2 separate regions of the Mus musculus genome follow, and region 2 is linked to region 1. Evidence: chromatin loops called from intact Hi-C (ENCODE). Cell type or tissue: gastrocnemius. All regions are shown on one strand.

Region 1 (5,000 bases):
AAAATGGTATTTTAAGATCCTTGCAATAACTGCCATGTTAGCACAACTGTGGTTTGTTACCACACCCTTGGCTGAAGGAAATGCTAACTTTCAGTTAAGGGTTACAATAGGTTTTTTTTTTTTTTTTTTTGCCTTCCAAATTCAAGCTCCCAAATTAAGGAACACTAACCTCAATCGCCAAACTGGCAGGGAGGTCCTTATATAATTCTTGCCAGAGCAGTGTCAGGCAAGGGATTGAGGCAAAATGAGTAGTTTTGCAGTCAAATCATTAAAACAGCTTGTTTCATTGCAGAATCTGTGAAGGGGCACACACATGGGAGATACCCTCTCCTCTTATGCCTAAAAGTGGTGTCAGGAAAGTGGCGGAATCTCTCTCTGACAGAGTGATTGCTGACCAGTGAACAGACAACAGGAGCTCAGGATACGGGGTAATTAGCATTGTTTGAGGGAAGCAAGGAGATGACATAGACTGTGGCGCCAGAACTTCAGAAAACGACACAGTTCATGCCTCAGGATTATTTTCCTTTGAAAAATAACCATCGTTGCTCAGAATCAGACATAACACAGGATCTGCCTGGCTCCATTTTTTGCTTGTGATTCTGACTGGAGCAAAGACCAAACAAAGAATTTTCCTAGAGAGCAGGGGAGACAGAAACACCTAGAAACCTGCTCTCAAAGCAGCCTTTCTTGTTCCGCTGCAGACCACCATGGACGTTATGCAGCATTCTACCTTTCTGCATCCATATTGAGTATGATCAACAGCAGTTGATACCTAAGGTTGCCTCAAAGATAAATAAATAAATAAACAAAAATATGAGAAAGAGGCAATGGACACAAAAAGAATATAATAGGTCAGACCCAACTGTTATTAAACAGAACACATCAAAACAAAAAATGAGAAACCATTTGGGTTTCTTAATAACTGGCCTTTTCTAGCCAAGGACAAAGAAAGGGTTCTAGTTGGCTGGGGAAGTCAGTACCTTTTGAAAGTCTGGAGAGATCTTGCACTAGGGGAAAGCAGTGTAGATATGCAAATGTTCCATTCAAATGCAGCCTGAATATGAGGTAATTCAGTGGACAGAACTACTTTCAAGCCCCCTCTCCAGCTTAGAACTGGTCCAGACCTAACATAGCTTTATCTCCCACAGCCCACACCAAGATAATTCAAGTTGAAAGTCCATTGACAGCGCTTAGGTAGGAGAGCTTGTGGGTTCTGAAGTCTGGAATTCTCATGTAAGACTGTACGCTCTGAGACTGGAGCTCCTGGGTGGTCTCTGCGCTCCCGATGAGACTAATGGACCGATTATGCCATCCCAGAAGTTCTCCCAGTGCATCCTTTATCTTCCTTTTCCTTAGGAGTAGTTCAGAGCTTTCTTCCCCGAAGTGACCTCTGGCAGCCTCTGTGCTGATATCAACTCACATTCCCAGTGAGTGAAAGGATTAACTCAAGGTCACCAAGCAGATAGAAGGTTGAGGCTTGGGTAACACTAATGACTAACCTTGTGTGTCTTATCATTCATGGTCCTATTTATCTCAACCTGTGGATTCCTAGGATATTGCACGCGCGCGCACACACACACACACACACACACACACACACAAAGCCAAACAGGCCCTTCCTGAGAGCATTCAAGGTTGTCCCTGGTGGAGTTCACTCATCTGGAATTATCAAAGGATCTAGCACAGTGGTTAAGATTTAAAAAAAAAAAGTCCCAAGTCTAACAGCTCAGGTTTCTAACCAGGCACCCACTGGATTCCTGGAACCGTGTGGTTGGGAAACTATATATAAACTTCGGAGTTACTGCCTCTCAGGAATGTGAAATCCCATCAACCTCAGCTTTTGGCTAACCCCAAACCTCAGGGATTAAGTCCCCATGGACACACAGGTGTACTTTGCTCCAAAGAGCCCTTCAAAACCTCACCAGAGTTCTCAGCTCTCTTTGGAAATTAACAACCCCGGGTCCAGCGCCCACCGCTCAATTTAGCAATCAGTTTGTGCCTGTAGAAATGCAAACAAGACAGACTCCTGCTCCTCCCGGGCCAAGCTCCGGGCTAGAGAGCCACTGCCAGGCGGCTCCCAGGGGAGATTTCAAGAGGACTTTGCTCAGGTTTGGCATATGCTTCCTGTCCAGACCAGAACAGAGAGTTCCCATCTAGCAGCTGTGAACTCTGACTCACCTGCCTGCAGGAGAATTTCTCCATGTGACAGAGTATTTAACAAGGGCCTAAGGAGCAGGCGTGTTCTGCCGGAGTCTCTGAAGCAAGAGGACAGCTGTGCTCGGGAAGGAGCAGGCGTTGAAGATAGGAGTCTGTGCTAATCTGGAGCTCCCATCTTCTATTGTCTTCTCCCCCCTCACCCTCAGACAAACCCCAGGGTCTGGTGCTCAATTTCTCTTGAGCTAGGGTCCCTAGAGGTGGTCACACCCATACTCACTTTGTGCACTGCCTGTAGGTGTTCACATTCACTGTCCTTTCTGTTGCTTTTAAAAACCATTTACTGTATCTAGGGCTTGGCTTTTGCCGGCAGCCAATGTCACCTTGGTTGTATATACGCACGCTTGAGGTACATTTGTGAATCACTCAGCCATCACCAAAGAAACGTCTTCTCGTGGTAAATGGGACTTAACAGAGAGATCCACCACTGGACAAGGCGCAGAGGATGAGAGACTTTGGAGCACCCAGTCCTACATGGTATGCTCTATCAAACCCTTTCCCTCCACGCTCGGGGATCAACGCGGAAGAGGAACAGAAAGATTTTAAGAGCCAAAGGTAGAGGAAGACTCTAAAGAAACAGTGTCTGCCAGACGCAACAGGACCAATAGGAACTCACAGAGACTGTGGCAGAAGACCCAAAACCTGCACGTGTTCAAATCAGACAAAATGGCCGCCCTGAGAGCAGAAGTGGACACAGGGTCCCACCTCTAACTGAGAAGCTCTTTGTAACTGAGAACTCCTGGGAGAGGGGAAATCTGCTTGCTACAGTGGAGTGGCCCTGGGTTTATCAACCACACTCAGACAGGCTCTATGCCCAGGAAGCAGTTGGCCAACACAAAACAGACTCCATGTTGTTGGTTTGGGGGTGGCAGGGGGAGCTTCTTGCTTTCTTTTGTTCTGTCTTTTTGCCCCCCCCCCCGCCACGCCCTTTGTTTTAATTTTGTTGAGAGAGAGAGTAAGAAGGAGAGAAGGGAGGGAGGGAGAGAGAAGCTGTGAGCTAGTTAGGGGAGGGGGAAAGACATGATACATTATGAAAAAAAGCAATTCCTTTAAGTGCCCATGAGACCTTGTGGGTAAAAGGCTCCCATAGAACTAAGAAAGAATGCAGGGAGGTGGCAGATACTGTGCAATCCCTTGGGCTCAGAGGCTGTGGAGTGGCTGTACCACCCATAGAGTCACTTGGAATCTCAGTAGCACTCAGAACAGAATGGGTGATAGAACCCTAGAGCCCAGTGGCCAAAGGGAACCAATCCCATTTCAACGTCTGCCCTTATGAAATAAGCAGTTGCTTGAAGACTCTTACAAAATGGTTGCTGAGAATGCAAAGAAGTGAGTTGGAACCTCCCCCTTGGCCATTGCCCTCCCAGAATCGTGCTGCCAGGAGGCTGTGTTGGCTCCTTAAGGCCATGGCCACACCTGGAGTGTCAGTCACGCCTGTGAGCACCTCTATTATCTTCTTATTCCTATGAGGTAGAAAGCCTGGTGATGACATTCATGCGCACTGGAGTCCCTGGGCCCCATTCACCCCATCTACCCTTCCCTACACCTGAATTTCAAAGCTCCCCTCTAGCCTCCTATCTTCTACAACCTAGCTTCTCCCTCTGCTAAGATCCCATCTGTCTTCTTGTGCAGTTAGTTTCTCCAGCTCGAAACATAGCCTCTTGGAGAGGAGGGAAGCTCAGGAGACTCTGAAAGTTCAGAAAGGTAAAAGACTCCTAAGGCCCTTCCCTATAAGGTTACTGACACAGCATGACAATCATTACAGAGAGGAGGCTCTTCGAGGGAACTGCCTGCAAGTTGTACAGAGAATCCCAGAGTTGCACTTTTCCTTAATGCTATAGAGAGCATCCAGGCTAGAGTGAGCTTTTTGGTGGTACAGCTAATCATGTCGCCTTTAAGAAACTCCAGTAAACTTCAAAGCGGGACGTGAGTAGAATCTGTTCTTTGGGCTGTTGCCAGTACCCTATCTGGAGTGATTACCTGTTTGTTCATGTCTCCTCCTCCCCCCCCACCCCCCCACAACCCAACAGTTACAGAACAGTCCTGTTGCTGATGGGTCCCAGAAGTACAGGTGGCTTTCCAGCCCCTGATGCTGTGTAGGTCCATGAGAACCTTGAGGCACTTTGCTTCCATGCCTTTTCCTTCTCAGAGCCTTGATTCCCACCCCTTTCTACAGGTCTGCCTTTCCTCCCTTAAAATGTCCCCTGGTCCTCATCTTGGCCCAGGCCTTGGGTAATGAGAGCTGCTTGGGACTTCTCTGAGCTGTTCTTTAGTTCTCAGTCAACCTCTGGCCAAGTCACCTCCCCATCTGTCATTACAATTCCCAGATACCATTCCTTCCTTACCCCAGGCAGTGTGGGTCACACCCTTCCATGTCCCCGAGCCATTTATTCACTATGACTTGTCTGCGAAAATCTCCAACCACATCCAATGCTAGACCTCTTCTCACTTCTCATCCACCTTAAATATCATGAAACATTTCAGTTTGCTAGTACAAGTGCACATACACACACACACACACACACATCCTGCCTGAGGCCTGAGGTCCCTGAAAGTAATGGCTCTCACTAATTTGCAGAGATAGCAAGATCATAGTACAGATTAAGGGGGGATATTCTGTCATTGACAGCAGGCCACAAAAGTGAAAGTACTCAGGCAGCCCAGATATTGTTTGGGGCTTCCTTTTATAGGGCTCAAGAGAACATGAAGTTTGGTTGCTAATGGGAATCATCTCAGAGATTCTCCATTCTGATTAATAGTTTAGGTTATATAATCATTTCTCTACT
Region 2 (5,000 bases), 130 kb after region 1:
TACAAGACAGATGAGCACTGATTTAATTGCTGCTGTATGACAGCCCCCAGCCATCAATCATAACCTAATGCCTCAAGAGAGCCATCCTTTAGAAAAGGACTCTGGAACAGCATGACCAGAATTCACAACTGAAACCAGCTCTGTGCCTCAGCTGTCCTGTACCCAAACTGCCAACGCCAGGTTCTCCAATGAGGCAGGCCTGAGGCTCACCTAGAGTCTAGGATAGCTAGCTAATCTAGTAGATCTGGAGTGGGAAGCCAGAATGTGCATGTCTGAGCAGGGCATGCAGGTGCAACCTTGGTGCTGAAGCTGCAAGATGCAAGGGGATGCTAATGTCATACATGGAAAACTCTGTGCAAAGGCGGAGAGGGCTCTATATTTAATGTATAGAGGTTCTACAAAAGTGGGTAATTACATTCATTATTCAGTCATGATAGGAGCTGAATTATATGGATTCCCTGCCCTGTCCCCATTTGAATTTTGAAGCCATAAGTCCTAGAACCTCGGAAAGTGACTGCATTTGGCAATCGGGTCTTTAAGAAGGCACTTAGAGTAAAAATCAAGTAATCTGAGCGCCCTTGTTAGAAGAGAAGATTGGAGGCTGGGACGTAGCCCAGCTGGAGAGTGTTTCTCTGGTGGGCACAAGACCCAGCACTGTATGAAGCAGGCATGGCAGTGCATAGATGTTCACCCAAGAGGAAGAAGCAGGAGGAATAGAAATTCAAGGCCATCGATATTTCAAAGTAATACTATTTGACTCAACTTCCTTTTCGGCTCCTGATCTGTCAACAATTACTTAGGTTGGTCCCTTGATTTAGACTTTTCATGTCATTTCCCCTTCTCATTTCCCCTTTCCTCTTCCTTGGTGAGCCTTTGGCGGAAAGCCCCTCCTCTGACTAGGCAGGCATCAGCTGTTTTCCAGGCGTCGCCCCACCTCATTAGGGAAACCTCATTTGGGGGTTTGTCATCTTAGCCATGTCTCATCACTTTGGACTTTACCAGGTCTCTGTTGTTACATTTTAGTGGAGGATGGACCCGAGGCTCAGGAGCGCTTATCCCTCTCTCCCACCAGTGCCACACCATCTCATGGTCTCTTCTTAGCTCCATCTATCAAACACATCAAGATAACTAGCCAACCAGTTAAAAGCAAAAAGCCCATACTCCAAAGAATGCCTCTTGGCTCTACTAGAGTTGGCTTGCCTTTTAATTCTAAAATTTATTAACATATGTAATTTCTGATCAAGCAGAAATGCCACCTGATCAAATAATATCCAAAGACAATCAAAACGGAGGTTGGGAAACTTCTAAGGTGGGTTCTCACTGGTGGAGGTGGAGGCAGGTCTTTGAAAGCTCTACCTGGCCCCTGGCTCCCGCCTTCCTCCCTGCTTCCTAGTTTGCTGTGTTGTAAGTCTCCTCCCCGACACTTTGCTGTTGTTATACCTTCCTCCTATGATGAACCAAAACCCCCCTAAAGTCATCAGCTCCAGTGACTCTCTCTTTCCTAAATGGTTTTCCCCCTGTTGGGTATTTTAGTCACGGTGACACAGAGGTGACTAAAACACTAACAAGAAAGGACACTGACAAAAGGATATTTCTTTCCTGTATTCCTTTTTAATTTTAAATGAGAAATCACTTGCTCTTTGGGTCTTCGTCTAAAGTCCTAAAAATGCCCAGTTGGGGAACAGGCGTTCAAAACCTGAGCCTGTGAAGGACATTCCAGATTCAACCATAACAAATTTTTCCTCCAACAATAAACTCTCTGCACTCAGTAGGACACTGATTCCCAATTCCCAAACACTGAGAAATATGCAGCCATGTTTAAATGATTACATTCTATATTAGTATCTGTATAGCATAACATGCAATAACTATCTATATTACATAATGTAGATCGCACAACTGGACTATGGCTGTTACCAAGAAGACATTGTTGAGAAAGAGGACTCACTACTACTGGCAATTTAACTAGTACAGCCACTGTGGAAATCAGCATGGAAGGTTTAAAGAAAACTAAAAACAGAACTATCGTATGTCTGGATGTTCAGACATACATCCAAAAGATGCTAAGTCAACATATTTGCACATCTATGTTCATAGCTGTTCTGTCTACAGAAGCCAGGTATTAGAATCAACCAACCTAGGTGTCCATCAACAGAGGAGGGATAAAGAAAATGTGGTTCAGGGTCTAGCGAGATGGGTCAGTGGTTAAAAGCCCTGGCTGCTCTTCAGAAGTCCTGGGTTCAATTCCAAGCACCCACCTGGTGGCTCTCAAACATCTCTAACTGTAGCCCATGGGATCCAATACCTTCTTCTGGTGTGCAGACATACATGTGGACAAAACACCCGTATACATAAAATACATAAATAAAATCTTTTTTAAAGTAAGAAAGTGTGGTTCCTTGAATTTCATGCAACTATAAACAACAATGTTTTGTATGCTGGGATTAAAAACATCTGCCACCGTGACTGGTGTATAAGAAAAAAATGAAATTGCAGCGCATACAAGAGAATGGGAAGAACGAGAAGCCATTATGTTAAGCAAAATAAGCTAGATTTAGAAACACAAACACTGCATGTTTCTCTACTTTGTGGAGCTAGAATTTAAAGACACACATATACACATATATATGTGTGTGTGTATATATATATATATATATATATATATATACATACATACATATAGTTGTATTACTCTTCTTTAAGTGTCATCTTAGCCAGATGTGACAGTATAGATCTGTAATCTCAGTACTTAGAAGCTAAGGAAGAGGGGATCATTAGGCCCAGGCAAGCCAGACTTTTGTTTTCTGGGTGGGAGTATCATCTTATAAATCAATTCACAGAGTCGTAGTAAGTGCAAAGTAATAATATCATTGCCACAATCACCGCAATGCTCATAAAAGCAGAGAAGTTGATTTGCAGAGCCTTGACAGCCTTGGGTCCCCCAGCCTTCCTCAGCTGTGACATCGTCCCACAGCCTAGAAGTCAGGAGGGAAGTTCTCTGATGAGGGTCAGACAGAGCTTCTGCTTTCACGGTCCCTGGGGGGTGTCTCAGCACCCCAGAACTTAGAGGGGGAAAATATGAAAACAGCTAGTCTGATGCAACCCTTCTGATTGTAGGTCAAATGACCAGGACTTACACCAAGATGCACTTTCAAATGCTGCCAACCTTTATCAAAGCAACATTTCCTATTCAAAACTCTTAACAGAAAACCCCTGCTTAGGGACGCTTTTCACGTTTGTGTCTGGACCTCCCTGTAATCTCTATTTCTCGCTATTTTATTTATTATTAATGTGTGGGAAAGACAGAGTGACAGAAAGACAGAGGCAGGCAGACACCAGTGCAGAGGACAGAGGACAACTTTCAGGAGTTGGTTCTCTCCTTCTTCTACCTTGTATTCTGGTGATAAACTCACACTTTCAGGCTTTGTGCAAGGGCTTGTACCCCTAAGACCCCATTTTGACAGCCTGGGGAGATGACCTAGTCAGTACAGTGTTTGTCCCTCATGCCTGAGGACCTGAGTTTGATGCTCAGAATTCACATCGAACAACCAGGAATGAGGGAATGAATTTATAACCTCAGTCCTAGGGAGGTAGAGACAGGCGTCCTGGCTAGCCAGCCAAATCAGTAAGCCCATCTTACTAAACAGGGTGGATGGCATCCATTAAGAACAGCCATGCCCATATACAGGGCACATGCATGAGCACCACTAGGGTACCCACCTAGAACTGGCAGATGGAAGGGAGGGGCAAAGGAGAATGACTTCATCAGCCTGAGACTATTCCCTGCGATACCCAAATCAGACCAACAAGCCTCATTGTGCTTGACAGCAAGAAAGTTAGACCTGGCCAGCTCCCTACTACAGATCGCTTTGGGAATCCCCAGGGAATGCCCACATGCTGTACCAATCTGTCCCGCTGATCACTTGCCACCTCAACTGCCACCTGGCCCCATGCCACTGCCCAACCCTGGTTGTGCTCTGAAACCCGACTCTGCAGGCAGCTGCTGTACCCTGAGTTTCACCCCAGGCTGGCCACAAGCCGTTCCCTTAATTCCCCTTGGTGGCAGTTAATGGTAGACTGTCACATTTGAGATGTTACGAAAAGCCAAGGCACCACCAAAGATCACTACAACCCCGAGAACTAGAGCTGGGCGTGCCAGATGGCTGTCCTTTAGGTCCATGGGCCGTGCATAGAGGTTTTATTTCTCAGAGCTCAGTTCTCCTATCCTAACAAGTCCCAATGAATAAAGACAAAAAAATCTTTTCCTACACGGGGGGAGGGGGGGGGAATCACCAGCTTTCTAGAGCCCCCAGGTCTTGAACTATCTGTTTCAGGAAAGGATTAAACTTTACCATGGTTTAGCCAAAAGCCTTTAAAATTTTTTGTCTAGGCAAAATAAACACAGTGAAATATGGCCCCACACCAGAGAAATAGTAAGAACGTAAGAAGACATTGAAACAACTATTTGTTTTTGTTCTTGGTTTTTCTTTTTAAAGATTTATTTATTTATTATATGTAAGTACACTGTAGCTGTCTTCAGACACACCAGAAGAGGGAGTCATATCTTTTTACGGATGGTTGTGAGCTACCATGTGGTTGCTGGGATTTGAACTCGGGGCCTTCGGTAGAGTAGTCAGTGCTCTTAACCACTGAGCCATCTCACCAGCCCTCTTGTTCTTCTTTGTTGTTGTTGGTTTTTTGGGTTTTTTTTGTTGTTGTTGTTTGTTTTAGTTTTTCAAGACAGGGTTTCTCTGTATAGCCCTGGCTGTCCTGGAACTCACTTTGTAGACCAGGCTGGCCTCGAACTCAGAAATCCACCTGCCTCTGCCTCCCGAGTGCTGGGATTAAAGGCATGCGCCACCACGCCCGCCCAGCTGAAACAACTATTTAAGCTTGTTAAAGGGTGAGTTCTCATACTTTTAACCCTTCCTATTCCATGAAAGTCCTCTGGCCAATAACACACGGAAAGATAGTTAGCCTCACTAATGATTAGGAGAAGA

What was found. Hi-C counts contacts between places; a loop is a spot of excess contacts. Peaks named below come from ENCODE experiments on the same cell type or tissue, not always from the same donor. Only the 100,000 strongest peaks of a DNase experiment are listed, where the experiment ranks them.
Region 2: it touches region 1 in a loop (2.5-fold over the local background); 2 of 42 quality-filtered maps call a loop at or near these places.

Annotation. Positions count from the first base shown.
Region 1 is chr13:44,407,471-44,412,470 of GRCm38, forward strand. No RefSeq gene overlaps it. Among named protein-coding and RNA genes, the nearest start is that of Gm33958, 9.8 kb to the left of the region's middle. In gastrocnemius, no CTCF peak of the experiment used is centred here; a DNase peak (open chromatin) is centred at 2,059; H3K4me3 peaks cover 566 bases; H3K27ac peaks cover 3,298 bases.
Region 2 is chr13:44,537,581-44,542,580 of GRCm38, forward strand. The region is part of intron 3 of Gm34276 (a long non-coding RNA gene); the gene reads right to left. Among named protein-coding and RNA genes, the nearest start is that of Gm34276, 29 kb to the right of the region's middle. In gastrocnemius, no CTCF peak of the experiment used is centred here; DNase peaks (open chromatin) are centred at 3,011 and 3,932; H3K27ac peaks cover 1,144 bases.